Linked DNA regions of Homo sapiens: regions 2, 3 and 4 are each linked to region 1. Evidence: chromatin loops called from intact Hi-C (ENCODE). Cell type or tissue: PC-9. All regions are shown on one strand. Links, peaks and the distances in the headings refer to the core of each region. The heading gives the core; the rest is flanking DNA. Region 1 holds the start of LOC107985960 (a long non-coding RNA gene). Region 2 has its middle 70 kb from the start of DLX2-DT. Region 3 has its middle 19 kb from the start of ITGA6. Region 4 overlaps ITGA6 (integrin subunit alpha 6).

Region 1 (8,038 bases), core at 2,081-7,080:
TCACTGCAACCTCCACCTCCTGGGTTCAAGTGATTCTCTTGCCTCAGCCTCCAGAGTAGCTGGGATTGCAGGCACATACCACCATGCCTGGCTAGTTTTTGTATTTTTAGTAGTGACAGGGTTTCACCATGTTGGCCAGGCTGGTCTCGAACTCCTGACCTCAAGTGATCCACCCACCTTGGCCTCTCAAAGTGCTGGGACCACAGGCGTAAGCCACCATGCCCAGCTTATATGGACTTTTTTGAATTTCTACCTCATAACTGTCCTTAAAAAGAAAAAAGACACTTTGGGAGGCCGAGGCGGGCGGATCACGAGGTCAGGAGATCAAGACCATCCTGGCTAACATGGTGAAACCCCATCTCCACTAAAAATACAAAAAGAAATTAGCTGGGCATGGTGGCAGGTGCCTGTAGTCCCTGCTACTCGGGAGGCTGAGGCAGGAGAATGGCGTGAACCCGGGAGGCAGAGCTTGCAGTGAGCCAAGATCGCGCCACTGCACTCCAGCCTGGGCGACAGAGCGAGACTCCAGTCTCAAAAAAAAAGAGAGAAAAGAAAAATTCTGAATTTTTATTATACTAGCTACAGCAACAACAAACAGAAGCAGTGAAGTTCAAATTCTGAGCCACCAAGCAGAATTTTCAGTATAGTTTCCCTTACCCTTAATTTAATTACAAAACCAACATTCCCAGCAGACAGGGATTTGCTCTTCCCAGGGGCCTCCCCACAGCCAGCCCTGTTGGTCTGCCAAGAGAAGCTGCCAGCTGCCTCCACCCTCTTTGAGCCAATCTGTGCCCCGGGAAAAGCAAGTCACTTGGAGAAGCAGCTTTTCCAGTACAGTTGTATTTTATAAGGTCTACCAGATTTCCATTCCTCCCACCCCATTTATCCTTCACTTTTTTACACACACTTTTTACTATACATAACTGATGATTCAGGGGGTTAATCTGACGTGTGGCAAATCCAGACCCTTGCAGTAATTTATCTCATTGACATAATTATCTGGCTTATGGAACAACCAGTTAGAAATTTTTGTTCCCAAATAGGCAGATCTGGCTTTCTTAACCTCTTTAAGCCTCAGTTTCTCCGTCTCTAGTATGGGGTGGTAATAGTGATACTCACTCCATAGGGCTATTTGCAGAGTTAATAAGATTGTGCATGCACAGTGGCCAGAACATAGAAAGGTACTATTTAAGCACTATTTTAGGACTGACGTAAATGAGAGTGCAATTACCATTTAAAAAAAAATTTTGTTTTGAAGGAATCTGACTCTAATGTATGAAAATCAAAGATCACTTTAAGAACTCACCTTAATCATAGAAAAAGGATTCAGTGAAGACTTTTTTCTGAAAGATTCACTATGAACAAAATCATTGAAAAGTGATACTTTTAAAGGGCAAACTTATTACACAATGACACTTCCAAGATTTATTATTCCTAGTATTTAACTACTTATCTCTTCAATTTTCACACAAAGCTAATCACTAATATTATCGTATTCTAGAAGTAATTATTTTAAAAGCTTTTGCTGTAATAGCTGAAGCCTCTCTGGCTATTCCTGGTACCAAAGAAGGTAAAAGTGTTTATTTTTTTAGGACTGACATGAAAGAGATTGATTTCTGATGCCAAGAAATCACTTAGCATTCATGTGACTTCAACTTCACAGCATCTTGGAATATGTTTATCCTTAATCAAAATTCTTCCTAGAGGCAAAATGCCAACACTTTCACCTCTTTTGTACCTTCCCTCAGAAAACCCGGAGAGAGGTTGGAAACAAGGTCACGACCTAATGCTCCTCAGCCGTGCAGGCCAATGCTTTGTGGCGTCATCAGCTGCCCACCGTGAGCTGGTCACCACTTTGAGTCCAGTTCCCCCTGGCACCTCTTGCCTAGTGGATAATATCATACCTCACTTTCCAGCAGAGAAACCGAGCTGCAGAAGTTGAATGAAGGTCTCTAGGGATGCTCTTGGGTCCATCATTCATTATGTGAAATATGAAAGGTCAGTAACCTATCTACCTACTTTCAAAACAACCTCTTTACCAAATTTCGACTTGATGGTATTTTTTGCAATCAGATCTAAGTCCAGCACAAATGAAAATACAGAAATTTTTATTTTTAAATTGTTATCTAATAGACATTTATTTAGGGGAAGAAAATTTCTATAAGAGTTATTGTGAGCTTAACCATGGAACAGTGGTAGTCACTATTTTAAGCACTTTACAAATATTAACTAATACAATCTTTATAATGATCTTATATTATTATCCCCATTTACAGATGAGGAGATTAAGGCATGTGAAGGGTTAAGTAACTTGCCAGAGATCATGGAAAGAGCCCTAAAACATATTGTTAAGCAAATTGCAGAATAACATATATGACCCCATTTCTTAAAAAAAATTTAATATGGGTGTGTGTGTGTATTGTAAATATATAGAGCTTGAACAGATACAATTCAATCACCATCAGTGATTGCTTCTGGAGAGGGGAGTGGTGGGGTGGAGGAGGTTAAGAGGGCTTTCAAATTTTGCTCTTTTTATTTATCATTTGATTTTTTTTTTTTTTTTTTTTTGGAGACAGGGTCTCACTCTGTTGCCCAGGCTGCAGTACAGCAGTGCAATCGTGGCTCACTGCAATATCCACCTCCCAGGCAGCTCAAGCAATCTTTCCACCTCAGCCTCCTGAGTAGCTGGGACTACAGGTGTGCACCATCACACCCAGCTAATTTTTTGTAGAAACAGGGTTTGGCCATATTGCCCAGGCTGGTCTTGAACTCCTGAGCTCAGGAGATCTGCCTGCCTCAGCCTCCCAAAGTGCTGGGACTACAGGCATGAGCCACTGTTCCCAGCCGGAATATTTCATACTGAGAATATTTCAGGCATTACATGCATAATTTTTACTTTAGAAAACTCAAATAAAGGACCAGTTCTAACAAAACAGCCACAGAAATGAGCTTCCTCTTCCTTTGAAGGCACACAGAACTCTGTGATTTGGTGTTTCAGTAACCTCCATCAAAATGTTCATTCAAACAAGCATTGCTTGCACACCTACCAGGCTAGGGACTGTTGTATATGCCACCTCACTGAATCTTCATAATTCCCCACAAGGGATGGATTCAAAATTTTTTATTTCAAATTTTAGAAGAGTATTTTGGGGTATGTGGGTTATAAAAATGGAATAATTTACGTAGCACTTTCTGTAGCACTTTTCTCTTATACATCTATTAACATTTCTTTCTTCCTCTTAAGAATATGGTGAGGTAGGAAGCTCAAGAGATTATTACTCCCAGTTTATACATGTGGGAACTAAAGCTAAAAAGAATAAATAACTCACCCAAAATCACAAGCAAATTAGGAATGCAAACTAGAAATGAGAACCAAGTCTCCTGATCCCCTAATGTTCTTGCCAGCAGAGCTCGGCTCAACCAGCCCAATCATTCCTGTCATCTTCATGCCAACAGCTGATCACAAAGTGACTGACTGTTAGGCCCCTGTAGTGGTCATCTCGTCCAGTGACCCTCATTCCTGGCTACACACTGGAATCCCCTAGAGAGCTTTTAAAATTTATCAATGCCTGGGTCTCATCCCAGAATAATTAAATCAGAATCCATATGGGTAGGATTCAGACACCTGTATTTGCTAAAAGCTCTCCAGTGATTCTAATTTATAGGCAAAGTTGAGAACCAGCATATCAGCTTTCAGGATAGCAAATAGGTGTCATTTCAGATGCTAACTCCAATTAACAGAATAGAAAGAGAAGGCCATCTAAGAAGGACCAGGAGCTGCCATGTGGGCTCAGAGGGCAGTGAACATTGTTGCCTCAGGAACTGGAGGGACGGGTGGCACAGGAGCTGTGTGCCAGCCAATCCTGATCTAATCCAACTCCCTCACTTTAAAGACAAGGAACCCAAGGCCAGAGAGTTTATGTGATTTACCATGGTAACAAAACAAGCTAGTGGCAGATCAAAGTCTAAACCAGGTCTCCTAAGGTCTAGATCAGTCCTCCATTTGTTTATATAACTGAGTGGCTCCCAACCCGATTCACGACCCCCGGGAAGACGTAAGATCACCCTGTGATTGACCTGCTCTTGCCACCACGCACCGGCAGATTCAGAGGCCTACACCCAGCGCCACTCACATCGCCAAAACAGGCGCCACTCACAGCAGCCCAGCGGCCACTGGGCGTTTCCAATACCAACTGCTCTCCCCTCCTGCCACCATTTGGGTTGTCCTTAAAAGTCAGAGAAACAGCTATTGCTGGGCCTGGAGTTGGGAGCTGTGGCCACAGCTTCCATTTATTACTAAACCATGGGAGAGGCTCCCAGGAATGTGCCTGGCAATGGGCGCCAGGCTGCCTCCCGCCATGCCCCAGGCACATCACTCTGGCATCTAAATCGCTGCCTGTCCTAGAAGCCTGTAGGGGTGACTCACGTGTGTCTGTGTGTATGTGTGTGTGTGTGTGTGTGTGACTCAAGGGTCTGTCATAAAGGCCCCATGAGTCACCCACTTCCTGACCAACACATTATGAAGACAGCTTCAGAATGCACAAAAGCACAGGAAAAGAGCCTGTTGGCCAGGAATGGGTTTTGTGTTTTCAGGAAACTGGTTACTTTTAATATAAATACACATACACAGAGAGCACCCAAGATAAAAGTCAACAAGCTTAGTGTCTCCTCATTGAGACAATGCTCTGTTCATAATGGTTTCTGAAAAATTTTTATTATGGCAAAATATACACAACATACAATTTACTATTTTAACCGTTTTTAAGTGTATAGTTCAGCAACATTAAGTCCATTCACACTGCTGTGCAAACATCGCCACTATCCCTCTTCAGAAATTTTTCATCTTCCCAAACTCAAAGTTCATATTCATTAAACAATAGCTCTCCATTCCCCTCTCCCCCAGCCCCTGGTAACCACTATTCTCTGTTTCTTTGCATTTGACTGCTGTATCTATCTGTAATGTTTTATTTCATTAATCTTTTAGGGTTTTAAAAATTGCATTGTTACCTCTTTTTCTAAGGACAAACACGGATAATCCTTTGGCTTCTTGTACCTTTCTTTTAGAATTCCCTAAATGTAAATAGAAAGGACTCTCTGGAGTTTTTATTCTCACGGGGTGGCTATAGATGGAGAAGCAGAGATGACCAGGGGCTGTTTCAATTGAGCAAAGAAGTTTGCCTTGGAGCACCAAACCCAACACACCTTGGTTGCTCACACAAAGAGGTCCCGTTTGCCACAATCCAGTGCTCTCCCCGGGTGGGTAGTGGTGGCTGTGAAAGGCAGCCCGCTTATGAGCCAAACTGTGCATCTGGGGTTCCCGCCCTCAGCAGCTTTCCTGGGAAACCAATGAAAGAGGAGAGAGGAGAACGCTGGGCTCTGGGAACTGGCGTAGTTGGCCGGCATTTCTGCGGTTGTTCATACCGTGCCTCCAAGTGCATGCGCAGACCAGCTCCAGCTCTGGGCGCCTCTGCAGGAAGCGGGAGGCTGGCGGCCCATGAGGACTGCAGCTGCTTGCACTCACTGTCCCCACGGGTGACCTCACAAAGCACACTTCCTTTGCCTGCCCACTGCTCTCAGAGGCAGTGTGGACAACCCCTCAGTGTATAGGCTTGAGAGAATCAGAAAGAGGTCCACTGCTGAGCAGCACTGTTGGGAACTTAGCCTAAGCAAAGTGCTTAGCCTGGGGTCCATGGACGCCCCACCCAATGGCAACCATGACCACAGAAAGCCAACAGTCTCGGGATTAGTGAATATTCTGAGCTCAGACTATGAATCCACTGACCTAGGTGTTTAATGAATATGAAGATATAAATGGAGTGAGCCCTTCCTTCAGAGCGCTCACAGCCTGGTTAGGAAGCTAGGACTCAGAGCCTAGGTCTCCAGCTAGGTGAAACTGTGCCGGATACCGTGTTCATACACTGTGTTCATACGTGGTGAAGAAGGTGCTAGCAGAGTTGGCTAGCTTCAGGAGGAAGCTGAGTCCTGAGACTCTCAGGGGCAGATTCCTTTATAAAGGTGCGACCTTTTTGGAGTACAGTTGTACATCTGAGAGGTTTTTAAAATTTTTGATTTTTGATCTCTTTGAAACAGGCCTCAACCATATGTTCCCAAGCCCCTGGGTTGCTGACTGGCAAGAGGAGAGAAGCCACTCCACCAAGCTGAAACAGTACCTGTCCCTCACGGTGGGGAGCTGAGGCAGCCCAGCAACCAGTCAATTTTTGCAGGACCAGAAGCACCATTAGAGGCCTTGCTTGCTGATTCATTTCCATACCTCGTTGATCTCCACCCACAGAACAATATGTAGAAGCATTTTCAAACAGTTCGCACCAAATGCCCTCACTAACATTCCAAAGCAGCTACAGAGGAAATTAATGGTTTCCTTCAGAGGCTTTTATTTATACAAATGCAAAAACTCCTATTTATACCTTCCCAGATTTGTAGACCTCTTGCTGTTGTTTTTTCCTCCTGTTGCTTGGAGTAAAGAAGTGGGAATGATGCAAAAATGAAACCACTTTAGTAATACAGGAGAGTGACCGTTTGGTGTCAAATTGTGGACTATGGTGAGTACATGCATGGAGTCAGGAGACACAGAACAGCCAGTGACCCTGTAGTGCAAACATGATCAAGTCCCACACACCTTTCCCATCTATAAACCTTTGAATGCCTTCCCATTGCTCTAGGAAAAAGACGAAATTCTTAATGGGGCTTGCCTTTCTCTCTCTGGTGCTTGCCTGTCTCTCTCTGGTGCTTGCCTGTCTGTCTCTGGTGCTTCTCTAGCCTCATTTTGCAGCCACTTTGCCCCCTCTACAGTCACGCCCCCTTTGTCTTTCAGTTCCGTGATTGTATCATGTTCCCTCCAGTCTCAGCACCTTTACGCGCATGCATTCCTCCTGCCTAGAATATCGTTCCTGCTCAGCCCTTCATCTAGTTTAACCCCTAATACTCTTCAACCCCCAACACGAATATTATTTGCTCAAAGCAACAGTCCGGGTCTTTCTGTCTCCCTGCCATTCTCTTCTAGCCTCATTACTCCCCTGTTTATTCATGTGCTGAATGAGGCTAACACCTCTCCTGTCACTCTCTAGATTTTCTGCAAATATTAAATGAGGTATATGGGATGGCAGATGCAGAATGTATGTCTATTCCAACTTTCTAGTGTACCTTCCTGTACCGAAGAGACTAGTAAGCTAAAACCTAGTTTCCATACTCCCTTGCAACTACGTCTCCTAGGTGGTTTGGGTTCTACCAATCAAATATCCTTGAACAGGGCTGAAATGTAGATAGCTGAGAAGGGAGAGGGGCAGGGATGAAGTATGCATTCTGCTAGTATAGATCAGAGCTACAGTCACATGGCTATGGAGCCAACAGCACTGATCTCCAACTCAAAACAAAGGTAATGCATTCTTGGACCCAACATTTCTGGCAGTGGCTTCCTGATTGTGGCATAGGCAGATGCTGTAATGGCAGGCCAGTTCTGGAACACAGCTGTGGGAATCATCCTGGAGGTCCATGCTGAAGCCTCCTCCAGCCCTTCCAGCCATGTTGTAAGTACCTAATTCCTTATATCAGTCCTTTTCTGCTTAAACTACTTAAGTGATCTCCATTATCTGCACTTAACACTGCCCAGTAAATATGAGAAAGTGCTTCCAGAACCACAAACTGCTATGGAAATGTGACTTATGGTTACTCATCAGGGGCCCAGAGCTTCCAGCCAAGGAGGGGCCATGAAAAGAATCATCAGTCATGGAGTTTCAGGAAGAGCAGGCAAGTGGCCACACTCTAAGAACAGTCTCCCCAGAGTCAACAGCTTTTTGTTGTTGTTGTTGTTGTTGTTGTTGAGACAGAGTCTCACTCTGTCACCAGGCTGCAGTGCAGTGGCATGATCTCAGCTCACTGCAGCCTCCACCTCCCAGGTTCAAGCAATTCTCCTGCCTCAGCCTCCTGAGTATTTGGGACTACAGGTGTGTGCCACCACATGTGGCTAATTTTTTTGTATTTTTAGTAGAGACGGGGTTTCACCATGTTGGCCAGGATGGTC
Region 2 (8,038 bases), core at 1,446-6,445, 80 kb after region 1:
TTGTGCCACTGCACTCCAGCCTGGGTGACAGAGTAAGGCCCTGTCTCAAAAAAAAAAAAAGGGCAAGAGATAAAAAATTCTGGCAAGGGTGTGGAGAAAAGGGAACCTTAGTACACTGATGGTGGAGATATAGATTGGTACAGTCATTATGGAAAACAGTATGGAGATTCCTAAAAAAAATTAGAAATAGAACTATCATATGACCCTGTAATCCCTCTTTTGGATATATACCCAAAGGAGATGAAATCACCACCACATAAATATATTTGCACTCCTACATTCATTGCAGCATCATTCACAATAGCCAAAATATGGAAACAACCTTAGCATCCACTGACTGATGAATGGATAAAGAAAATGTGGTATGTATACATAATGGAATATTATTCAGCCTTAAAAAAGGAGATCCTGCCATTTGTCACAATATGGATGGACCTGGAGGACCTTATGCTAAGTAAAATAAGCCAGACACAGAAAGAAAAATATTGCATGCTCTCACTTATATGTAGAATCTAGGAAAAAAAAAAAAAGGTCAACTATACAGAGATAGAGAATAAAACAGTGGCTACCATGCATGTTGGGTGGGATGGGGTGAAATGGGGTAGGTCAAAGGATAAAAAGTAGCAGATATGCTCACAGCCTGTAATCTCAGCATTTTGGGAGGCCAAGGTGGGAGGACCACTTAAGCCCAGTAGTTCAAGACATAGCGAGACCCAATCTCTACAAAAAATATAAAAATTAGCCATGTGTGGCAGCACACACCTGTAGTCTCAGCTACTCAGGAGGCTAAGGTGGGAGGATTGCTTGAGCACAGAAGTCAAGGCTACAGTGAGCCATATTAACACTACTGCACTGCACCCTGAGCTACAGAGCAAGGCCCTCTCTCAAAAAAAAAAAAAAGTAGCAGATTTAGTGAATGAACAAGTCTAGAAATCTAAAATACAACATGAGGATTATAGGTATTAAAATTGTATTGTATTAGAAATTTTTGTCAAATAAGTAAATTTTAGCTATTGTCACCAAAAAAGTAACTATGTGAAGTAATAGATACATTAATCTGCTTCACTATAGTAACTGTTTTACTATCTACAGGTATCCCATAACATCATGTGGTAAACCTCAAATACACACAATACTGTTTATTGAAAAAATAAAAATAAAATTTTAAAGAGTTAAAAAGAAAAACATCGAGTTAACAAAAAGTTCTGTTTTCTCAATGACAAATAGAATAAAAGTCTGATGAGTATCTAAGGCAAAAACTCAGTGTAAAATTAAACTCCTTGTAGCAGAATGGTAGACAAGAAACGAAATTCTTAAAGGAATTTTTTCAGTGCAAATGGTAGAACTAGAAAGGGAAGAACTCTGTATGTGGAGTTGAGATTTCCTCTGCAGCTGGGTATGTGGCACAGCCAGCTTTCTAAGAAGTGTGTCCCTATTCAGAAATTCTACAATCACAGCTAGTAATGGCCAATTCACCTTAAAAGTTGGCAGTAAAGAAAAAATGTGCAATTAGATAATGGGTAACAAAAAAAAATCCAATATGGGCCAAGTGTGGCGGCTCACACCTGTAATCCCAGCACTTTGGGAGGCAGAGGCAGGAGGATTGCTGGAGCCCAGGAGTTTGAGACCAGCTTGGGCAACATGGTGAGACCCCGTCTCTACAAAAAATTTTAAAAATTAGCCAGGCATGGTGGCACACGCCTGTGGTCCCAGCTACTCAAGAGGCTGAAGCAGGAGGATTGTTTGAGCCCAGAAGTTCGAGGCTACAGTGAGTTGTGTTCAGGCCACTGCACTCGAGTCTGGGCATCAGAGCAAGACTGTCTCAAACAAACAAAAAAATAAAATGTAAATCTTGTGCCACCTCATGTAGCTGAGCCATGATCCTGGGTGGGGCTCCTAACATCTCTGAGCCTCAGCTTCCTCACTTGTAAATGAAGGGATTGGTAGATGGTCTCTGAGGTCCTTTATAAATGCACAAGCAATACAGCTTGTAGTTTCTCACCCTGAGCCTAAGAGATTTACACTTTTTTTTTTTTTTTTTTTGAGACAGAGTCTCGCTCTGTCACCCAGGCGGGAGTGCAGTGGTGCGATCTCGGCTCACTGCAACCTCCACCACCAGGTTCAAGTGATTCTCCTGCCTCAGCCTCCTGAGTAGCTGGGATTACAGGCACCTGTCACCACGCCCGGCTAATTTTTGTATTTTTAGTACAGACAGGGTTTCACCATGTTGGCCAAGCTGGTCTCAAACTCCTGACCTCAGGTGATCCACCTGCCTCGGCCTCCCAAAGTGTGGGGATTACAGGCGTCAGCCATCATGCCCGGCCGAGATTTACACATTTTAAAAGGTAGGGCAAAGAAGCCGGGCATAATGGCTCATGCCTGTAATCCCAACACTTTGGGAAGCTGAGACGGGTAGATCACTTGAGGTCAGGAATTCAAGACCAGCCTGGCGACCATGGCAAAACCCCGTCTCTAATAAAAATACAAAAATTAGCTAGTCGCAGTGGCACACACCTGTAGCCCCAGCAACTCAGGAGGCTGAGGCAGGAGAATCGCTTGAACCTGGGAGGCAGAGGTTGCAGTGAGCCGAGATCACGTCACTGCACTCCAGCCCAGGCGACAGAGCGAGACTCCGTCTCAAAAAAAAAAAAAAAGAAAAAAAAAAATCAGGTAGGGTAGAGGCCAGCATTAGAAGATGAAAACTGTAAGGAACTAAGGAACTAGAATTTTGACTTGCTTCTTTTACGTGCAAAAAGTATGAATTCTTTCAGAAATGGGGTCCTGGCATATTATAACCAGAGATTAACTGGTCATGTGCAAGAAGGATAAAAATCATTTGCAATCCAATAATCCAATAGAAATAGGAAAACGATGTGAACCATCTGCTCATAGAATTCAAGTAGCTCTTTTTTCATGTGGAAAAGAATAAATTGTACTCACAATTTAAAAGATGAAAACTAGAATGAAATTCTACTTTTAAAGCCTATTTGCTCACCTTGGCAAATATTTTAAAAGTGCGATAAACCTAGTGTGAACAACGAGGGAAATGGGGAGCAGTCACTGATGAGCGTATCAATAGGTACCACCTTTGGTGGTCAATTGGCAAAATCTATAAAATTTTAAATGCAAATATTTTTCAAGGAGACAATTCCACTTCTAGGAATGTATTCTATAGACATGGTTGCACACGTACTCAAAGATATACACACAGATGTTCACTGCAGAATTGTTTGTCATAGCAAAAGACTGGAAACAACCGCCATATCCTTCCATCGTGGCCGATAGAATAATTACGGGGTGCTGGTATAACATACAGAACACCAGGCAGCCATCTAAAAGAATGCCGTACACCCACACATGCTGATGTGAGGTCATCTCCAAGATACATGATAAAGGGGGAGCTGAGGCGGCAGGGCAGATGACCCAGTTTGGGGATGGGGACGCATTTGAAAGGAGATAGCCATATACTTGTGTTCTGGAAGGAATCAAAAGAAAATATTAGCAGTGGCTGCCTGCTCTGAAAGGGGAAGAGGCTTCTGTACTGTTTGAATTTTCTACCATGTGCACTTACTATTTTTTCCATTTTTAGTTAACTAAAAAAAAAAAAGAAAGAAATAGCCATTTAAAGCAAGGTAGAGGGGAGGGAGATTCATGGTACTCTGAGCTCTGCTGTCACAAGGAAAGAGAGTCCACATCCCACCCAAGCACTGAGCAACAATGGAAAGTCAAACGCTGGAGGAGGAAGCAAGGCCAAAAAAATATTTTTTTAATAAAATAAAAAAATTTATGTAGATATAAAGAAAATGATAGCAACGCAACGATAAAGGCATTGGAGTAGCACTTTCCACCAGCATATTGCTAGTCAGAATGAGTGCAGCCCGGCGCGAGGACCACCCGTTTCCGTGACCACGACTGGACCCCTCCCCAGCCCACTATCCTTGGGGTCCGCTCGTTCGTGCCGTCCGAGCCGTCTGTGGGGGCGACCCAGGCCCGGGCGCCTAACTCCCGGCAGCGGGGCGGCAGTTCGCGCTTCCCCAAGGGTGGTGCAGGTCAGCCCCGCAGGCGGGCAAGATCCTAGCCCCGGGACGTGCTGTCGTGTGTGCAAACTTCGCTGCGGTCTGAAAGAGCTGTCGGTCGGTCGGGGCCCCGGAGGCCCCCGGCACGGCTGCAGTTGCGCCCGGGGCTGAACGCGGCGTTGGCTGCAGCGCGCTCCCAAGCCGCCCCGCCCCGGCCCACATTCCTAAGGCCACAGTGCGACCCAGCGGGCCGCGGGGAAACTGCGCCGGACCACGGCCCGCCACCGCCCGAGCCCTCACCTGCAGCCTTCCAGGAAATGTGGCCGCGGGAGCAGCTTCCCTCCTCCTTCCTAAATGGAGAGGGCTGATCTGTTTGCCAAGACAATGTCTAAACCTGACCCTTCCCTCACGCTGTAGAAGAAAATCGAAGTGCTGGAAAGTTCCGGTGGAGGGACTTGGAGGGATAAAATTCAGAATTCCAGACATCTTGTAATTTATGAAGTCAAGGAAGGTCCGTTTCTACCTGAAGAATGACTCTAATGATTTAATAAAATCTATAGACACTAGGCTTATAAGCAGGCTCGACCAAAATGCCACCTGCTTTGTGACGTTGGCCTCTGGCTAAGTGGAAATGTCCCCTGGCTCGCTGGCTTTCGCGGCCATTGTAACAGTCTCTCAGCTCTTACCACGTTCCCTGTGAATTGAATCTGCATGTCATTCCCTTTAGCAGAACCTACAAGCTCCATGAAGCAGAGATCCTATCTTCCTCATCTGTCTTAGGAATAGGCACCAAGACAGAAAGAAACCCTGCAGCAGTTAAGAACAGGAAAGAAAAAAGCAGCAAAGTCACAACAGCAACACTCACTCGCCAATTTTATTTGTCACTTAACAAGTTTATTGGGCTGGGCGCGGTGACTCACATCTAAAATCCCAGCACTTTGGGAGGCTGAGGCCGGTGGATCACCTGAAATCAGGCGTTCGAGAGCAGCCTGGCCAACATAGTGAAACCCTGTCTCTACTAAAAATACAAAAATTAGCCGGGTGTGGTGGTGCGCGCCTGTAATTCCAGCTACTCGCGAGGCTGAGGCACAGGAATCATTTGAACCCGGGAGGCGGAGGTTGCAGTGAGTCAAGATGGCACCACTGCACTCCAGCCTGGGTGACAAAGTAAGAATCTGTCTTAAAAAAAAAAAAAAGTTTATTGAACACCAAATAACCATATATTATGGTGAACCTTGATCCAGTAGACCAGCATTTTTCAATGGATGCCCTCTGCACTTCAGTTTCAGGCCATATTAATACCATATAACTTGAACATCAGGGCACCCTGAACATATGGTGAGCCCACGTGTTGCAAGAGAAAAGTTCCTCAAAAAAAAAAGTTGCGGTTTTAGGAATTCTTTTAGCCAACTTGAAAACATAAATGTTTAGGATATATATGAGTTAAATGTCAGTGTATAGGATTGGATTTATTCATTTGGTTACACATAAAAGCTTAAATCACACATGTGAAATAACACATTGATTTTGAAATAATGCTTTTTTTCTACTCTGACATGTTATGAAGCAATTTTATTTAAACTCTTACCTGAGTTTTTCAATATCTTAGTCAGAAGAAGAGACGTATCTTAGGGCATCTAACACAGTCATTTTTATTTACAAACAATATTTTTTGAACCCATGTGTGAGCTACCACCGGACATTTAATACTAAGCCATAATTTGATAAATTCAGAGTTTTAAAAAATGTATCCTATAGGTATAGATTTGTGATCTCTTCAACATATTCACTAACTGTATTGCTTTTTTGTCATTGCTGATTTACACCAGCACCCAGTCAATAGTCACATGGGGAGGTCAGGCCCTGCATCAATCAGTAAGGGTCTAGCTACAGAGAATAAGGGTCTAGCTCCTGGCTAGTTTGAGCAAGAGATTTGTAACAGGGTGTCATATAACTTCCAGAATCACCGAACTGGAGGTAGTAGGGGAGAGTTTGGCAAGAAACAGACTCTAGACTGAGCTTCTAGTAATAATTCCAAAGTCACATCAGATAATTGGCCAGAGAACAAAAAGCCCCAAGCCAAATCTGGCTCTGCTGCTATGGCGGCCCCGTGTGAAATGATGCCACCTCTGCTACAATCAAGAAGCTGCCGGCCAAGCTTGCTGCTGCTGCATATCATATCTGCTACCAATCACAAACAAAAATGAATGCCACCTTCCAAAGCCAAGATTTATATAAGCAAGTGCATCTGAATGTCAGAACCTAAAGTACATCCAAAATTCTTACTGCAAGAAGGTCTAGAAAAGATTGTTTTTAGCTTTCCGGATTCTTCAGTATAAGAAGACAGATTCTTTTTTATGTATATAAAAAAGTAGACACTGGATCTCACTATGTTGTCCAGGATGGTCTCAAACTCCTGGCCTCAAGCAATCCTCCCACCTTGGCCTCACAAAGTGCTGGGATAACAGGCATGAGCCACAGCACCTGGCCTAAGACAATAGAAGAAAGTTAGAATACATGGTGAGTAAGGTAGTCCACAGCAACTGCCTCATACTCCCAATAATAGTTACTAATTTTGTGCTAAATGTATTTTTCCCCCTCTTTTTTTTTAACCAATTCCATCAGATAACCTTTATCATCAACTAAAACTAGTATTGATTGGTTTCAGTATTGTGCTTTTTCCATACAATACCTTAGTCATTTAAAAGTAAGTAATCCAGAAAATGCTCTGAAATATGAGACCTCGGAAGCCCTTGAATATTAGGATACTCCATCTTTTCTGAGAGATAATTTGGAAGAAAAAAACCCTTGCCTCATATTTGAGCATACACAGTAGTTTTTCCTTGAAAAGTTGTTGTTGTTTTTTTTTAATATCTTTATGGGCAAGGGTATCCATTGTATAGGGCTGCCTAACAAATTGCCTTAAAATGGATGGTTTAAAACAACAGAAATGTATTCCCTCAAAGTTCTGGAGGCCAGAAGTCTGAAATCAAGGTATCAGTAGGGCTCATTTCCTTCTAGGGGCCTGGCCTTCCAGCTTCTGGTGGCTAATATTTTATGGCTTCCTTGGCTTGTGGCCACACCATTCCAACCTCAGCCTCTGCCTTACTGTCTCTCTCTTCTGTGTCTGTCTTCTCCTCTTCTGTCTCAAATCTACCCCTGCCTTTCTCTTATATGAACACTTATCACTGGACTTAAAGCCCACTTGAATAATACAGGATGATCTCAAGATCCTTAACTTAATTACATATGCAAAGAATCTTTTACCAAATAAGGTAACAGCCACAGGTTCCAGGGATTTGACATGGGTGTTCTGAGGGGACCACCATTCAACCCACTACAGCAAGGAAGTTTAGGAAATGCTGGACTAAACAAATTAAATTGGTTTCTTTTCTACAGGATTTTGCAAAGCCTGTAACGTCCTAAATGTGCATTGTGAATCTCCAAGAGTGAGATACACTATACAGTGATTTTCAAAATTATTCAACCATGAAATCCTATTTGCAGAAGCAATATTCCACAGAACACACTCTGGCACAAACTTATAATTTACCTGCTGGGCAAGTCCTCAGAAAGAATGTCAATAAGTATCAGAGAAGCCAAAAATAAGTGACTAAACAGTTGAAGGTTCTCAAGGATTTGGCAAGAGTAACTATTCTAAGCCACAACCATGCAACACTGCTAAAGATAATCACAGCCATAAAGTCATAACATGAAGTAAAATATTTATGTCCAGTTACTACACTGCTTCCTGTATTTGTCCATTTTCAAGCTGCTGATAAAGACATACCCGAGACTGGGAAGAAAAGGAGGTTTAATAGGACTTACAGTTCCACATGACTGAGGAGGCCTCAGAATCATGGTGGGAGGTGAAACGCACTTCTTGCATGGCAGCGGCAAGACAAAAATGAGGAAGAAGCAAAAGCAGAAATCCCTGATATACCCAGCAGATTTCATGAGACTTATTCACTATCATGAGAATAGCATGGGGAAGACTGGCCCCCATGATTCAATTACCTCCC
Region 3 (8,038 bases), core at 1,641-6,640, 160 kb before region 1:
TATATGAAAATGAATGCATTATATAAATCATGGATTTCAAAGAGCTAGGGGTTTTGTTTTTGCTCTTTTAAAATCAGATCTTACATAGCACACCATCTCATCTTAGTCATCCTTTTAAGAAAAGACATACGGCTTCTGACAAGGGTTCCAATAATAATCAAAATTATTAAGGTATGACTTATAAGTAAAGCCACAGGGAGTTTGTGCTATGTGGTCTAGAGAGAAGAAAGCTAGTGGTGATTTCTTTTTTATCTTTAAGAGTATTGGCTGAGGTGTGAGGATTGCTTGAGCCCAGGTGTTCAAGACCAGCCTGAGCAACACAGTGAGACCTTGTCTCTACAAAACATAAAAACAAAAAAATTAGCTGGGCATGGTGGCACTTCCCTGTAGTCCCAACTACTTGGGAGGCTGAGGTGGGAGGAAGGATTGCTTGAGCTGGCGAGGTCAAGGCTGCAGTGAGCCAAGATTATGCCCCTGCACTCCAGCCGGGGCAACAGAGCAAGACTCTGTCTCTTTATAAAAAAACAAAAACAAAAACAAAGAATATGGAAGAAGCTGAGCATGGTATCTCACATCGGTAATCCCAGCACTTTGGGAGGTCAAGGCAGGAGGATCACTGAGCTCAGGAGTTCAAGACCAGCCTGGACAACATAGTAAGACTCTGTCTCTACAAAATAAATAATAAACAAACAAACAAACAAACTGGGTGTGGTGGCATGCTCCTGTAGCCCCAGCTACTCAGGAGGCTGAGGTGGGAGGGTTGCTTGAGCCTGGGAAGTTGAGGCAGCAGTGACCCATGATCATACCATTAAACTCCAGCTTGGGCAAGATCCTCTCTCTCTCAAAAAACAAAATACAAAAAACAAAATATATATATATATGTATACACACACATATATATACATATGTATGTGTGTATATATATGCATACACCCACATATATACATATGTATACACACATACACGTGTGTATACACACGTGTGTGTATACGTGTGTATACACACGTCTGTGTATATATGTATACACATATGTCTGTGTATATGTATACACATGTCTATATATGTATACACATGTCTGTATATATGTATACACGTCTGTATATATGTATACACATACGTGTATACATATGTATGTGTATGCATACACACGTGTATATGTGCGTGTGCATACACACGTATGTGTGTATATGCGTGTGCATACCCACGTGTGTGTGTGCGCGTGTGCATACCCACGTGTGTGTATGTGCGTGTGTATACACACGTGTGTGTGCGTGTGTATACACACGTGTGTGTATATGGTTTTAATCACTGATCACAATTATCTCTTTTATTCATAGAAGTAAGACTGAGCTTTGCTCAAAGCTTTTCTGTCAAATATGAGGGGGAATCTGTTGACAGCCTGCAAAAGAAGACCCAGAACTTCTTAGTCCTGGAGATAGACATCCAGGAAAGAATTTAGAAACACCTGGGAGTCTTGGATGGTTGGCAGATAGGGCTCAGTTGGGTTTTTTTGTCTTTGGATCTGAGCTGCAGATAGGAAAATACACGACATCCATCCATGAGTGCCATGGGAAGTCATGAGTCAGATAAGAAGGAAGAACTGGAGATTAGAAAAAACAAGGAGAAAGAAAAAAGCAAAGAAGGGAAGGCTGTCAGAGGAGGTGTTCAAGTTAGCGTTCACTTTCAGGATGATGTCTGAAGGCCACTCTGACCTCTCTTATTTTGTACAATGTAGTATGTAACAGGCTGTTCATCATCAAATCACATCCATGCTTGCAAGTGACTCAAGTTGAGCCTGACATATAGAGTGACCAGGAGTTTGGGCACTTCATGTGCAGTTTCCCTTCCCCACTCTCCACAAGACCTCCTTGGGACAGATTCCATACCTGAGGGAATCAGGTCAAGACCGAGTGAGTCATCAGCTTACTTCAGGAACCCACCTGCTGGCTCCAGAGTGGCCCCGTCAGAGCAGGAATGGCTTGGCCAGAAGAACATCACTGAGGGTGCCACCCTCTACCAACTCAGCCCCTGAGCTAGGAGTAATTTAAAGGAAAATGGGTGACATGGCCCTTATTTCTAAGGTGCTGCGCTAATGAAGAGAAACTTGAAGGCAGACTTGTCTCCATGTGGGAGCATGGAGTACAAGATCTTAATCCCAAATACATACTTGTTTCATGAGAAACCCTGAGCCCTCCATGTCTCTTGGTCCTCCCTCTCCCATACTTATAAAGCAGGTTGGGCTGACTTTTCTTTGACTGACATGTCATACACATATAACATACAACATAGACCTATATGACTACATATATGACAATGACCGAGTTGCTATGTTTACTTGAAGTTGGGCTTTTTAAAAAACAACGAGGTTGGGCATGGTGGCTTATGCTTATAATCCCAGTACTTTGGGAGTCTAAGGCAGGAGGACTGCTTGAGACCAGGAGTTTGAGATCAGTCCTGGAAATTTAGTGAGACCCTGACTCTACCACAAAAATAAATTAAAAAAATAAAAAAATTAGCTGAGCAGAGTGGCATGCACCTGTAGTCCCAGCTACTCAGGAGGCTGAGGCAGGAGGATCCCTTAAGCGCAGGAGTTCAAGGTTACAGTGAGCTATGATCACCCCATTGTACTCCAGTCTGGGTGACAGAGCAAGACCCTGTCTCAATCCGTCAATCAATAAGGACAAGAAAGGAACTATACGGTACTCACTACTCAAAAATCTTGGTTTAGGAACCACTTCAGAGGTCATAAGGATTTTTGTGCCAAAAGAGACCTTAGAGATCGTGTAAAATTCAGTCTTCTCCTATGTATAGAGTTAAGGAAACTGAGACCCATAAAGGGTAAGGGGCAGAGCCAGGCCCAGCTTGTGAGTCTCCCTAATCCTAACAAGTACTTTCCCCAGAAAACCAGATTAAAATGAGAGTGGCATGTTCTTCTTCTCAACATCGCAACACACTAGGATTCATAGGGTTCTGCAGTGGCATACAAATCATGCAGTTGTAGAACAAACACTTGGCAGAGGCTGAGGCAATTTCATGGCTTCCACTGAGGCTGGATCTTCTGCCTTAATGGGGCACAATAATCACCAGTCACTGCCACCAAGGTTCCATACAAGGGCTTGCAATCTGCCTGGTTTCACACCATTTCTCAAACCAGAGGTCTTGTTGAGAAGAGACTGAGAAAAATCACCCCTCCTGCTGTAGGAAGAGGCTCTACCCTAAATTACATTGGTTTATTTCCACAAGTTCTTCCTAAAGTCAATCAGATCAAATCAACTTATTCTAATATGCCTTGAATTGTGCTTGCTTGTGACATCAGTGTGAATCCAGGTTAATTTTTCATATGTGAATGAAATTATTCTAAATAAAAACTGTTTTTAAACAGTTAAAGTATGAGTCACATGCTCAGTATTAAACAAAGAAACTTAGACAATAGAAGTGTATAAAACAGAAAGTGACATTTTCCACCCTGTCCAGTGCCCCTCCCTTGAGATAATCATTGTTAACAGTTTGGTTTACATCCTCCCTTTTATGCCCGTAGGAACATGTTTATAAGTATTTGGCTTTCAAACCTTGACTAATGTTTAAAAGCTCCTGTTTAAAGATCATAAGTCAAACTTCCTATTAATAATGCATTAAGCTCACTTTTGGGGTCCTAAAAACAAAAATAGTAAGTGCAGAATGAAAGCAACCTGGTTTTCTGTGACTACTTTTGGCAGGTTACCTCAAACAGGCAAACAAGTCAAATCTGGTAATTTAAAAACAGGACTCCAGCCTTGACCATAGTTAATAAGAACTATAAAACCAAATTATTTTCCAGTGCTATTGTGTGGAGTTGCAGAAAAGTCTCAAGCCTAGGAAAGTTCGATTTAATCCTAAATGTTATCTTATTTACCACTCATAATGAATCTACTTGGCAGAGTCTGGTGCTCTGGTTATTTCCTTTGGTTACAATAGTAACTATGGCTAGGGTGCTATTCCCCTGATGTTTGGGGAGGTGGTTATAAGTTGGTCTGATTTGAAGGACAAGTCTCTCTAGTCTCCCCATGACTAAAGCAAGTCCACACCCAGATACCCGAGGGTTGTGTCTCTACATGCCACAGCTGAGGCAATGTAACCTCAGGTGCTATTTATCTGAAGGGCTTCCAAGGCTGCTGAGCTCCTGGCAGCTGTTCAAGAAGGGACACCTGCATTTGGGAAAGAATAGTAGCTTCCCATGGCAAGCATTCACCGCTTGTGGACCTATAATTAGAAGGGGATAACATCTTGCAAGCTGACTGCTTGTTCTCATGGTCTCAGAAAAGCGATTAGTTTCCATTTCATCCCTTGTAGCTGAATAGGACACAGGGGGTCAGGTACAGGGAGTGCCTGTTTAGCACAAGTGCCTGATGAGGCTCCCTGCATTGTGGTCCTGGATGCCTTGTCCTGGTTAGCCAGAGGAAGAAAAAAGGTACAGCTTAAATAGTGTCAGAGCAAGCCAAGGCTGAGCAATTTTTGTCATTGCCCCTCACTTTCCCTCTCAGTTAGGCACAACTTTGACCTCGAACCTAAATTTCACCACAACTTTCTCTATGCCCCTGGAGTGCTGTTTTCTGCCTCAATTTATTCATCTGCAGAATAGGCTTAGCAGTGCCCATCTCTAAAGGAGGATCAGCCAGTCCATGCCAAAGATGGGTGTTGAAAATATAGATCAATGTCACAAAGTCTCACTTATAATAATCACAAAATACTACCCAATTTCTTCTGTTACCCTGGAATTTTTTTTTTACATCAATTACTACTTGAAGTAAGCTGGGGTAATGTTTTCTCAAACTGAGATTCACAAGTTCTGAGATAATTTTTTAAATTCGGGGCTTTTCTTTGGATTATGATCTAAGAAAAGTCATATCAGAGTGTTCTGGCCCATCAGGCTGACCATCTTGTAACTAAATACTGGCTTGAGTTCATTATCTGTGTTTGTGTTTCCAAGAGAACTGGTGCTAAACTTTCAATGTCGTATGCAACACTGTACACAACATCGTATACAAGACAGTGCACTAAATTTATTGGACAATCAACATAGTCGATCAATGGATAAAAACAAATATAAGAGCTAAAAATAACAGTGATAGGAACAATTAAGCCTCAAATAACGGCTCATCATATTCCAGATCAAAAGCAACAACCAGCTAGTGAAGCATGAAACAACCAAACACATCTTCCTCCTATTCAATCCAACACCAGCAATTTGGTTTCCATAAAATATCATTTATCACATTTTAAAAATATTCCTCATTTGAATTTCACTGATTTTTACAATTATGGATATTTAATTGATAAATGTATTTTACCATTATACTTGTTTAAGGGTCAAAAACCTAAGAAGCATATAACTAGTTTTGTTTGATGGTAATGAAGTAATGTTACTTAAAAAAATAATTTGAGTCATCACTTGGGCTAATAATTTTTTCCATGAAAAGCTGTATATAAACTAACCAAATCTGAGAAATACTGAATGAGGGCATTAGCTGGGTCTTGGTGCTCTTACTAAAGAGAAAATCTCATTCTAATGTTACCTATTAGAAAAGAATTTTGTCAGTAACTTTCCAGCAGAGATTTAAAGCTAGTAGATCTTCCTAATATGATTCATAGTCTTCTTTTAAAATGTGCACGCCACCACACCCAGCTAATTTTTGTAATTTTAGTAGAGACTGGGTTTCACCATGTTGGCCAGGCTGGTCTTGAACTCCTGACCTCAAGTGATCCACCCACCTCAGCCTCCCAAAGTGCTGGGATTGCAGGCATGAACCACTGCGCCTCGCCCTTACATGAATTTTTTTTCAGAAGGGTATTAGAACATTTTTGTCAGGTTTTCTCCAAAATCCTATTGGTTTTTTTTTTATTAGGAATGTGTTGGAAATTGGAGCTTAATTTGGGGGACTGACTTATTAATAATATATCTTTTTTTTTTTTCAGACAGAGTCTCGTTCTGTTGTCTTGGCTGCAGTGCAGTGGTATGGTCACAGCTTGCTGCAGCCTTGACCTCCCAGGCTCAGGTCCTTCCACCTCAGCCTCCCAAGTACCTAGGACGACAGGCACATACATACCACCATGCACAGCTAATTCTTAAATTATTTTTGTAAAGACAGGGTTCTACTTTCTAACACTATCACACTGGGGATTAGGTTCCAACATATGAGTTTGTGGGGGACAAACATTCAGACCATAGCACTATCTATATCTTATGGTGTGTGTGTCTTATTGTGAATGGAATCTATATTTTTATTATAATTTCTGTTTATTGCTTGCATACAGGAACAGCATTGATTTGCATAATTATTTTGTAATTGATTCCTCTGATTAGGTCTGATAATTGCTTCCATTCTTTTTCATCTGAATACCATTAATGGCAGATGCCATTTTAAGTAATGCTATTAACTCAAAAAATATTTAAATCTCTTATTTTGTGCAAATGAAACCACCATGAGATACCATCAGAATGGCAAGTATTAAAAAGTCAAAAAATAACAGATGCTGCAGAGAAAAGGAAACACTTATACACTGTTGATGAGAATGCAAACTAGTTCATCCACTGTTGAAAGCAGTTTGGGGGTTTCTCAAAGAACTTAAAACAGAACTACCATTCTACCCAGCAATCCCATGACTGGGTATAACCAGAGGAAAATAATGCATTCTATCAAAAAGACACGTGCATTTGCATCTTCATCACAGCACTATTCACAATAGCCAAGATACGGAATCAACCTAAGTGCCCATCAGCGCTGGATCGGATAAAGAAAATGTGGTATATAGACACCATGGAATACTATGCAGCCATAAAAAAGTAAAATCATGTCCTTTCCAGCAACATGGATGTGACAGGAGGCCATTATCCTAAGCAAATTAATGCAAGAACAGAAAATCAAATACCACATATTCTCACTTACAAGTGGGAGCTAAACACTGACTACACATAGACATAAAGATGGGAACAGTAGACATGGGACTACTAGTTGAGACAGGGAGGGAATGGGGAATGGGCTGAAAAACTACCTATTGGGTATTACGCCTACCACCTGGGCGACAGGACCATTTGTATCCCAAATGTCAGCATCACAACAATATATCCATGTAACAATTCTGCACGTGTGCCCCCAAATCAAAAATTCTAAAAATAATAAATAAATACCTCATTTTGGTCATGTTTGCATTGAATTCCTTAATATCATATTTGTTGTCATATAAATAAATTTACGGACACTATTTTATTAATAAAATTGATACTCCAGTGTGATGTGTCGTGCATATTTCCCAGTATGTTCATCCCAATTTGACAAACATAGTTTTTCAGTTACTTCCTCTGGTTTAGACAGTCTTCTAACAGATGGTCTAATTTTTAAATAAGGATTATTTTATCTCCATTAAATATTTATATCTCATAAAATAATATTTTGTTACAAAACAGTTCTTAATTAGTATGCTATGCTTTATTTAGTCAGATGCCTTACATTGCCTCTTAGTTTAGTGATAACACTGAATAATAGCACACTGTTGCATATTTCCAAACAGTGACAGGTCAGAAGTAAGAATCTGGTTGCTAATCTGCTGTGCTTGCGCTGTGTCAGACTCTGGCTTTGGAGCAGCAGAATCTTGGCATTTTTGGTCTGCTTGCTCACTGTTTTGGCCCAAGGAAATGAGTTGGATGAGTGCCCTTCTTTTTTATTCAGAGATGCCATAGATTAATTTTAAAGGCTTTCTTTCATCTACATAACAGAATGGGTTCAGATAGCCTTTTAAGCTATTATCTGCAGTTCAGAACTTTGTGCTGGAAAGTCATACTGGTGATACAAAAGGGGTCTGTTAGAAACACTGAACAATGAGAGTTTGACATTTTTCTCCTTCTGCCTCCAGAAAAGAACCAAAGCAACTATTTTATTGCATTTATGTATTTCATAAAAGAATGTGGGGGTTATATTTATATGCCAGCAAACTTCATGAAAATGACAAAACGGTGGAGCTTGCATCAGGGGACACTGATTAATAACTCATTCCCATTGAGTTG
Region 4 (8,038 bases), core at 1,649-6,648, 190 kb before region 1:
GAGATCACACCACTGCACTCCAGTCTGGACGACAGAGTGAGACTCCATCTCACAAAATAAAAAATAAATAAATAAAAATAAAAATAAAATTTGGCTAGGCGTGGTGCCTCACACCTATAATCCCAGCACTTTGGGAGGCTCAGGCAGGGAGATCACTTGAGGTCAGGAGTTTGAGACCAACCTGGCCCACATGGCGAAACCCCATCTCTACTAAAAATACAAAAATTAGCCGGGCACGGTGGTGCACACCTGTAATCCCAGCTACTTCAGAGGCCAAGGCACAAGAATCGCTTGGACCTGGGTGGTGGAGGTTGCACTAAGCCAAGATTGCGCCACTGCACTCCAGCCTGGGCAACAGAGTGAGACTCTGTCTCAAAAAAATTAAAAATAAAATTAAATTAGGTGAAAAGTTTTCAGCTGACCAAGCAATTCATACCACTAAGACATCTCTTAAAGAGCCACAATAAAACACTGTCTACTGCAGCAAGGAAAAATGAAAGTCCAAGTTCTGATAATTGTCTCCAGGCAATCCTGTTCTTTCAGTTTCACAAGGCAGCTGCCAGATCTTGTCAAATGTGGCATTTAATCATTTCCTGTGCTTCTGAATTACCAGATACCCGACTTATCAGTTGCCAAATGACATTTGTGATTTGGAGTCCAATCTCTAGTGAGTTTTCCTTTCAAGAAACCAAGTCTAGGAAACTGTACACACTTGGATTGTGAGCTCACCATTTCCATCCCTGACCTTTGCACAGTGCTCGGCACATAGTAGATGCTTAGTAAATTTCTGTTATGGGAATAAAGTTTTATCATTAATTCATCACTTTTAATAATTTTAAATTCTAGCATGTTGTGACCAAGCAGGTTTTTCTATTTCAAGTGTACCAAGCATAAATATTATCAGTGTTAACTCAAAAAATAAGATTCATGTCTTAAAACCTGTTATCAAATAGTTCATCTGCAAAGGAAAAAGCGACTTTAAATTCCATCATTTTTCAATAAAATATTTTAAATAAAAAACAAGAAGAGAAAAGATAGACTTAATGAGCTCACACCTGGTGGGTCACCATACCCATTTTACTACTCCAATAGTTTAGGAAATACAAATTTTTCAATGCTTTGAAAAGGAAATTAATATGGTCACAGTTTATTTTCTAAATGAGATAAATGAAACAACAGGCTTAGTAGCTCTGCCAGAGAGTGCTGGCTGTCACCCAACATCAGTTCTCCTCTTTCCCATAGTAAAAGACTTTTTAGCTGGGCATAAGGCCACCCTGAATAACTACTACTCAACTGAACCTCCCTCTTTAGCTGGATGTGCCACACAACTCAGTTCTGCTGAATAGGACGTGTGACAAAGCATCACACTGCTGCTTCCAATAATTTTCCTTAGAAGATGGCATGCATGTGCCTTTGGCTCTGTTCTTTGCTCCTTTCTTCAGCTGCCTGGAATGTAGGTGCCACCACCTTGAGTTTGAGGTTGAGGCTCCAGTGGTGGAGCAATAAGAGAGCAAGTCCTGGGTCCCAACACCTCAGACCAGCTACCCAGATTTTTAGAGGCCGGGAAGACAAAGACAAAGCAAAAAGCAAAACCAAAAGAGGTCTTTCAGGCTTTTTTTTTTCTTTTTTTTTTTTTTAAAAAAGACGGAGTCTCACTCTGTCGCCCAGACTGGAGAGCAGTGGCGCAATCTCAGCTCACTGCAAGCTCCGCCTCCCGGGTTCAGGCCATTCTCCTGCCTCAGCTTCCCGAGTAGCTGGGACTACAGGCGCCCACCACCATGCCCGGCTAATTTTTTGTATTTTTTGTAGAGACGGGGTTTCACCGTGTTAGCCAGGATGGTCTCGATCTCCTGACCTCGTGATCTGCCCGCCTCGGTCTCCCAAAGTGCTGGGATTACAGGCGTGAGCCACCGCGCCCGGCCTTTTTTTTTTTTTGTTAAAAAAAAAAAAAGAAAAGAAAAAGACAACAGATTTAGAAATAGGATACTAAGAACAACAAAGGCAATTTACAAAGTATAAATACCAGCCGGGCACAGTGGCTCATGCCTGTAATCTCAGCAGTTTGGGAGGCTGAGGCGGGCAGTCGCTTGAGGTCAGAAGTTCAAACCAGCCTGGCCAACATAGCAAAACCCTGTCTCTACTAAAAATACAAAAAAATTAGCCAGGCATGGTGGTGGGCGCCTGTAGTCCCAGCTACTTGGGAGGCTGAGACAGCAGAATCACTTGAACCTGAGAGGCAGAGGTTGCAGTAAGCCAAGAGCCCGCCACTGCACTCCAGCCTGGGTGACAGCAAGACTCTCTCTCAAAACAAAACAAAACAAACAAAACCTACAGAAATCAAGTTATATGCCTAAACGCTTACATTGTTTAATACTCCATTCCTGCACTTACAGATTTAAGAATATTTAGGGACCAGTATGGCTTGGGAACCAATTAGCGAGCACAGATGGTGGCCATAGCACGGGAGCTACAATCCAGGGGCTCCTCGCTTATGAGGGCATTTCCCCTTTATTGCTGGGTTGTGGGGGGGAAATACGTGGCGATTAGGGGGGTTCCTATGTGAAAACTGGCCAGGGAAGTAGAGAAAGAAACTCAGGGGGGTTTGGGGCAAAGCTATTTACAGGTTGAGTATCATTTTTCTGAAATGCTTGGGACTACAAGTGTTTTGGGTTTTTGGTTTTTTTTGGCGGGGGGCGGGGGGCGGGGATTTTGGAATATTTGCATTAATACTTACTGAGCATCCCAAATCTAAAAATCCAAAATCCGAAATGCTCCAATGAATGTTTCTCTTGCATGTCATGTTGGCAGGCACTCAAAAACACTCAAAAAGTTTCCAGCTTTGGAGCATTTCAGATTTTGGTTGTTCATATTTGGGATACTCAACGTGCACCAACCAGAATGAAAGTTATTTCAATATTTTAGCAACTAATACTTCTTTGTGTATACTGAATCAGTCCTACTTGGACTTGCTATTGCTGAGATAATATAGTGTATGCCTGTAGCAGCTACTACCTCCAGAAAGCTTACATCTTCTTTTCTGCTCCATAACAAACTGGCAGACCAAAACCATAATTAGAGATATCAAGGAAGTTACAAGAATGGTGGGTTCAAGTCTTGGCAGTACCACCCGTTAGCTGAGTATCACTATGGATTATCTGTGAAATCGTTCTATCTAAATATTCTCATAGGGTGTTGCAAGGATCAAATGAAACGATGGGCCAGGCATGGTGGCTCACTCCTGTAATCCCAGAACTTTGGGGGCCAAGGTGGGAGGATCACTTGAGCCCAGGAATTTGAGACCAGCCTGAACAACATGGTGAAACCTCATATTTACAAAAAATACAAAGATTAGCCAGGCGTGGTAGTGCATGCCAGTAGTCCCAGGTACTCGGGAGGCCGAGGCGGGAGGATCACCTGAGCCCAGGAGGTTGAGGCTGCAGTAACCCGTGAGTGCACCACTCGTACTCCAGCCTGGGCGAAAGCGTGAGACCCTGCCTCAAAAAAGAAAAAAGAAATAACATCAAGTAACTTTGTAAACTCAACACAGTGATAAAACATGAAACACTATACGCAATCTTACACATTCCAACAAGCCATTCTAATTTTAACACATACATTTTAACAAGCATAAAGTACAGCTAGGACACAAACATTGAAGCCTTCAGGGATCCAACAGCTTGGGCATAAGGCTGGAAACTCGATTGTTGAAAAGACTCTACTAAACCCACTGATAGCGTAGCCTGTGGTCCTATCAGATGGTTAGGATAGAAAGGAATGAGGGCAGCCACTCCTCCAGAATCAGCCGTGACCATTAAAACAACAACGCCGGCCAGGCCACTCTGCACTAGGAATTAATTAATTCACCTTAAATTAATTCATTTAAGGTGAAATGAGGGAAGCATAAAGTTCTTCACTGCAGCACTGCTTTTAACGGCGAAGGATTAGAAATTATCTGAATACCCAGACTGGTTAAATAAATCATAGTTCATCCTCGAAACTGAGTATTATGCAGAGATTAAAAATAATAAGGAAGCTCTTTATTTACAAGATTGAACAGGCATTAAAACATACCAAGAGAAAAAGAGCAAGGTGCAAAAGAATCTACATGGCAAATGGGTAAAAAAAATCTATGTACATATTTGCTTGTAAATGTATAGGTAGCTCTGAAAGATTCACAGTAAGCTGGTAAAACAATGGTTGCCTCCAGGAAGAATAGGATGCCCAGAGATCAAGGGTGGGAGGCTGACTTTCATTCCATCTTTGTAGTTTTAATATTTGTACCATGTGACTGTACTACCTATTCAAAAATAAATTAAAAATGAAATTTTAAAAATGGAGGTCAGTCCATGGACACGAGGGTCACTGAAAATCTTGCAGAGAAAATGATGGAGATAGTGAGGTTAAAAAAAAAAAATCAGCGCCCACAAGTCATGAAGCAAACCTTGTAATTGCATAAAACAAGCTCACACATGCTCTCTTTATGTGGGCAGTTGCTGGCAAAGAGTCAAAGATTGATTTTTACAGCCCGTTCCAGAGGCATGACAACACATCAGTAAAGCAAGCTCACAAACACGTACCTACTGTGCGCCAGGCACTGTGCTGGCAACTGGGGCATTACAATGAAGAGTGAATGTAAGGCAGAGGGCAAACTACATGGAAGAAAAGAGGTGCAACAGCTGAAAAGGTAGATAAGCTTTCCTAGGGAGTCCCACAGTCAAGTGAGCTGCAGCATAAAATGAATGACATCAGAGACAGGAACTCTAACCTTCCCTATGAACATCCATGGCACTGACAGCATTCAGGGGAACCTTTCAGCTATGAAAATACATCCAACAAGAACTCCTCACCCTTCGTCTATCCTCCTTTCAGAAAGGACTGAATCTGTCCTTTCTAGGGGAGTCCCAATATTCAGACTGAAAGCACTGTAAAGTGCTGTTTATAAATAGCTGCAGGGTCCAAATGCTTTAGTCCTGGATGCTGTGGGCACTCCTCAACCTGCCTGGGGCAATCACTTCCTACCGGGAGGAGCTGGGTTCACCCAAGCAGAGTGAGTCAGTGGCCTGAGTCAGGCACCTCGCCTTTCATCTAATCTAAAGCAATGAATGAGGGGTGTGGCGGTAACCAGGACTCCTTATTCAGAAACATGACGCAGGGGTTGGTGAGAAACATGGGGAACACACAGCTGCTTCTGGATTTGTGGCCACAGGCAAATCCGAGCCTAGTTTCTAATGGAGAAATGTTTATCATCTGAGCAACTCAGGATGGTACCTCTCTATGATGAGAAAGAGATCTGGACAAGTTTGATGGGACACGAACCGACGTACTTAAGCTTCTGGTGGCATTTTATAAAAACAGACACATTAGCTAGCTGGACCTCTGCTTAGGGGTGAGGGCGGGATGGGGTTCTAGTGGGAAATGAAGCAGAAACAACTCAGGACAAGAAGGGAATTGTAGGCACAGCTCTGTCTGTAGCTGGCTGCAGGACTATGACAAATCCTAGGTCTCCATTTCTTGTTCTATGAAATGAGGATGGTGGTCTACCTTTCCAGGCCATTCCCCAAGTTCCTTCCCAACTTCTACAAGTGGAAAATAGTTTCAATTGTAAAGAAATTCACAAAAACATTGGGTATTACTAGAATGTGTCTACTCTCGTTCACAGATGAAAACACCTGTGTCTTATGCACTGAGGTTTGATTTTTTTTTTTTTTTTTTTTTTTTTTTTTTTTTTTTAAAGAGACAGCGTCTCCACTCTGTTACCCAGGCTGGAGTGCAGTGACACAATCATAGCTCACTCTCACCTTGAGTTCCTAGGCTCAGGCCTTCCTCCCACCTCAGCCTTCCAAAGTGCTGGGATCACTGGCATGAGCCACCATGCCTGAGTTTAGATTTATTTTAAAGCATATTTTTAAGAGTTACAAGTGTCAGGCTCTGTTAAAGCTCTAGGCAAACACAGATAAATCAGACCCAAACCCCTGCCTTCAGTGGCCTCACAGTTCAGGACCCTCAGTAAGCTTTTATTCTGACAGCTAATAGATAGATAATATTTATTAGTTTCTATTCTGATAGCTCCCAAATAACTTATTAGAAATCTCATCATGAAAACATCAGTAAGAAAAAAGAGAGCCTATTAAACTCAACAGGATGAGAGCAACGGAGAAATTAGTCATTACCAACTCAAGAATCTAGAGCTGCTCCCAGGTAATAGATTAACATGGGTCTAAAGGAAGCAGGGTGGGGAGAAGGGATTAGTGAACAAGGAAAGTATTTGCAAGACAAGCTAAAGATGGCCTTAATACAGAGGACAGCTGTTAGTCCAATTGGTGTTCCCTGAACAAACAGGCACTTCCTTTCAAACTTCAAGCCACAAATCAAGCCTCAGCTTCAATCAGAACACAGAATGCAACTGAAACCACTCTTGGTTTCATCTTAAAGCTACCAAGAGTTAAGGAGTACTAACAACATATAAATGACAAATAAGCTAATATAGCCAGGCATTTTATTAGTTGCAATTTTCTGTTACTCAATTAAAAACTTAAATTACTTGGTTTCTCAAAGGCTGTTGGTGCCAGGTATACAACTGCTGAATTCAACTCATAGCAGTCCTTAACCGGATTGGAAAAACACATAATAAGCTAAGAGACTAAATTTCAACTTGTACCATAAATATGTTAAACTTTAAATTTCATTGCCACTAATACACATTAGAATATAGTACTAAATGATACAGCACAATCATATATTGAGTTAAAGTTTGTTTAGCTTATCAATACTTTATGGCCTCATAATATGAAACAACATCATTTCCGGGCAAGAAATGATGTGAATATACTTAACAATACTGAATCATACACTTTAAAATGGTTAAAATAAATTTTATGTTATGTATATTTTACCACAATTTTTTTTCAAAGTACCAGCATGTAAAAGATCATTCTAAAGAAATGTTTACCCTGGTTCCTGTTCTCTAAAAGCCTTTAGTGTATTTGGGGAATCAAAGAGTTCAACAAATACCTACTGAATATCCATTTCTATGTATTAGATTTGAACCAAAACTGAACAAGATGTCAGCCTTGTTCTTAAGAAGCTCACAAACCAACAGGACTCATATCCATCAGGCATACATTTATAGGGTGCCTTCCATATGCACGGGATTTAGCAAGGCCAGGAGGGCAAACAGGTGCTGTCTTATTTGCAAACACCCACACAACAGTGAAGGCTGACCAATGTTGACCTGAAGAATTCTGAGACTCCACTGAAAAAATGTGCTATGGTCATTTGGAGTGCCCTAGTAAGCAGGGGAAGGGGTGACAGTGGCTGTATTTTCTATCTCTCCCAGCCCACTATGTAGGGGACATTTAAAAACCCAAGATACTGTTCTATTAAGGGCAAGATTTATGTGGCACAAGTTTAACTCCAAGAATGGGCTATTTCACCAAACGGAAGATGTGTATGGCATACCATCAGGTGGACTGGGCACTGGGCAGCTAGGTTTCAGGGCCCACATTACCACTGACTAGCTGTCACTTGACTTTTCTGGGTCTCAGTCTTCCTTCTAGAGAGAAAAGGTTGAGCTGGTCAATGCTTCCCAGCCATTTTCACAAAAGCACTGAATGACAGAGGCAGGTGAACATGTACAGAGGCACAGTGCAAAGCAACCACCAAAAGCTTGCAATGTCTTCGAAGACTTGTGTTTTATATAAGTACACACTTCATTCTGTACTATAATGAAGCTTTTATACCACCACCATGCCACCTCAGGAAGATGTTTCATATCTGATTTGCAGCACACCAGGGGAATGTATGCTCAAGTCCTGATGACTCACACTTTTGCAAAATTCCAAAGATATTCTATTTCCTTTTGAACTCAGATTTCCCTCAAGGTCTATACCAATAATCTTGAAAGAAGAGATTGAAAAACGACAGTATTTTAGAACCCAAAGTGCTGATTGAGCCTCATTTTCTACACTCCTGACAATTCAACAAGGCCATTCGTCATTTTTTATTCAATATATGCACTGAGACGCTGGATGCATTGACT

The links. A loop is a pair of places that touch in the nucleus more often than their neighbours do. Peaks named below come from ENCODE experiments on the same cell type or tissue, not always from the same donor. Only the 100,000 strongest peaks of a DNase experiment are listed, where the experiment ranks them.
Region 2: a loop joins it to region 1, with 5 times the contacts of the local background. A loop is called at or near these places in 5 of 110 quality-filtered maps.
Region 3: it touches region 1 in a loop (6-fold over the local background); 2 of 110 quality-filtered maps call a loop at or near these places.
Region 4: a loop joins it to region 1, with 7 times the contacts of the local background. A loop is called at or near these places in 4 of 110 quality-filtered maps.

Annotation. Positions count from the first base shown.
Region 1 is chr2:172,249,798-172,257,835 of GRCh38, reverse strand. It overlaps LOC107985960 (a long non-coding RNA gene), which reads right to left and starts at 7,410. Exons shown (of 6, transcript XR_001739773.3): 1 at 5,203-7,410. RefSeq lists an enhancer at 3,746-4,945. In PC-9, for the core only: no CTCF peak of the experiment used is centred there; DNase peaks (open chromatin) are centred at 3,915 and 4,455; H3K27ac peaks cover 3,300 bases.
Region 2 is chr2:172,168,849-172,176,886 of GRCh38, reverse strand. No RefSeq gene overlaps it. Among named protein-coding and RNA genes, the nearest start is that of DLX2-DT, 70 kb to the right of the region's middle. In PC-9, for the core only: CTCF peaks have their summits at 4,062 and 4,262; DNase peaks (open chromatin) are centred at 4,236 and 4,875; H3K4me3 peaks cover 1,316 bases.
Region 3 is chr2:172,404,660-172,412,697 of GRCh38, reverse strand. No RefSeq gene overlaps it. Among named protein-coding and RNA genes, the nearest start is that of ITGA6, 19 kb to the left of the region's middle. In PC-9, for the core only: no CTCF peak of the experiment used is centred there; a DNase peak (open chromatin) is centred at 4,107.
Region 4 is chr2:172,439,252-172,447,289 of GRCh38, reverse strand. The region is part of intron 1 of ITGA6 (integrin subunit alpha 6); the gene reads right to left. Among named protein-coding and RNA genes, the nearest start is that of ITGA6, 16 kb to the right of the region's middle. In PC-9, for the core only: a CTCF peak has its summit at 3,578; DNase peaks (open chromatin) are centred at 4,629, 5,079 and 6,209; H3K4me3 peaks cover 2,785 bases; H3K27ac peaks cover 3,778 bases.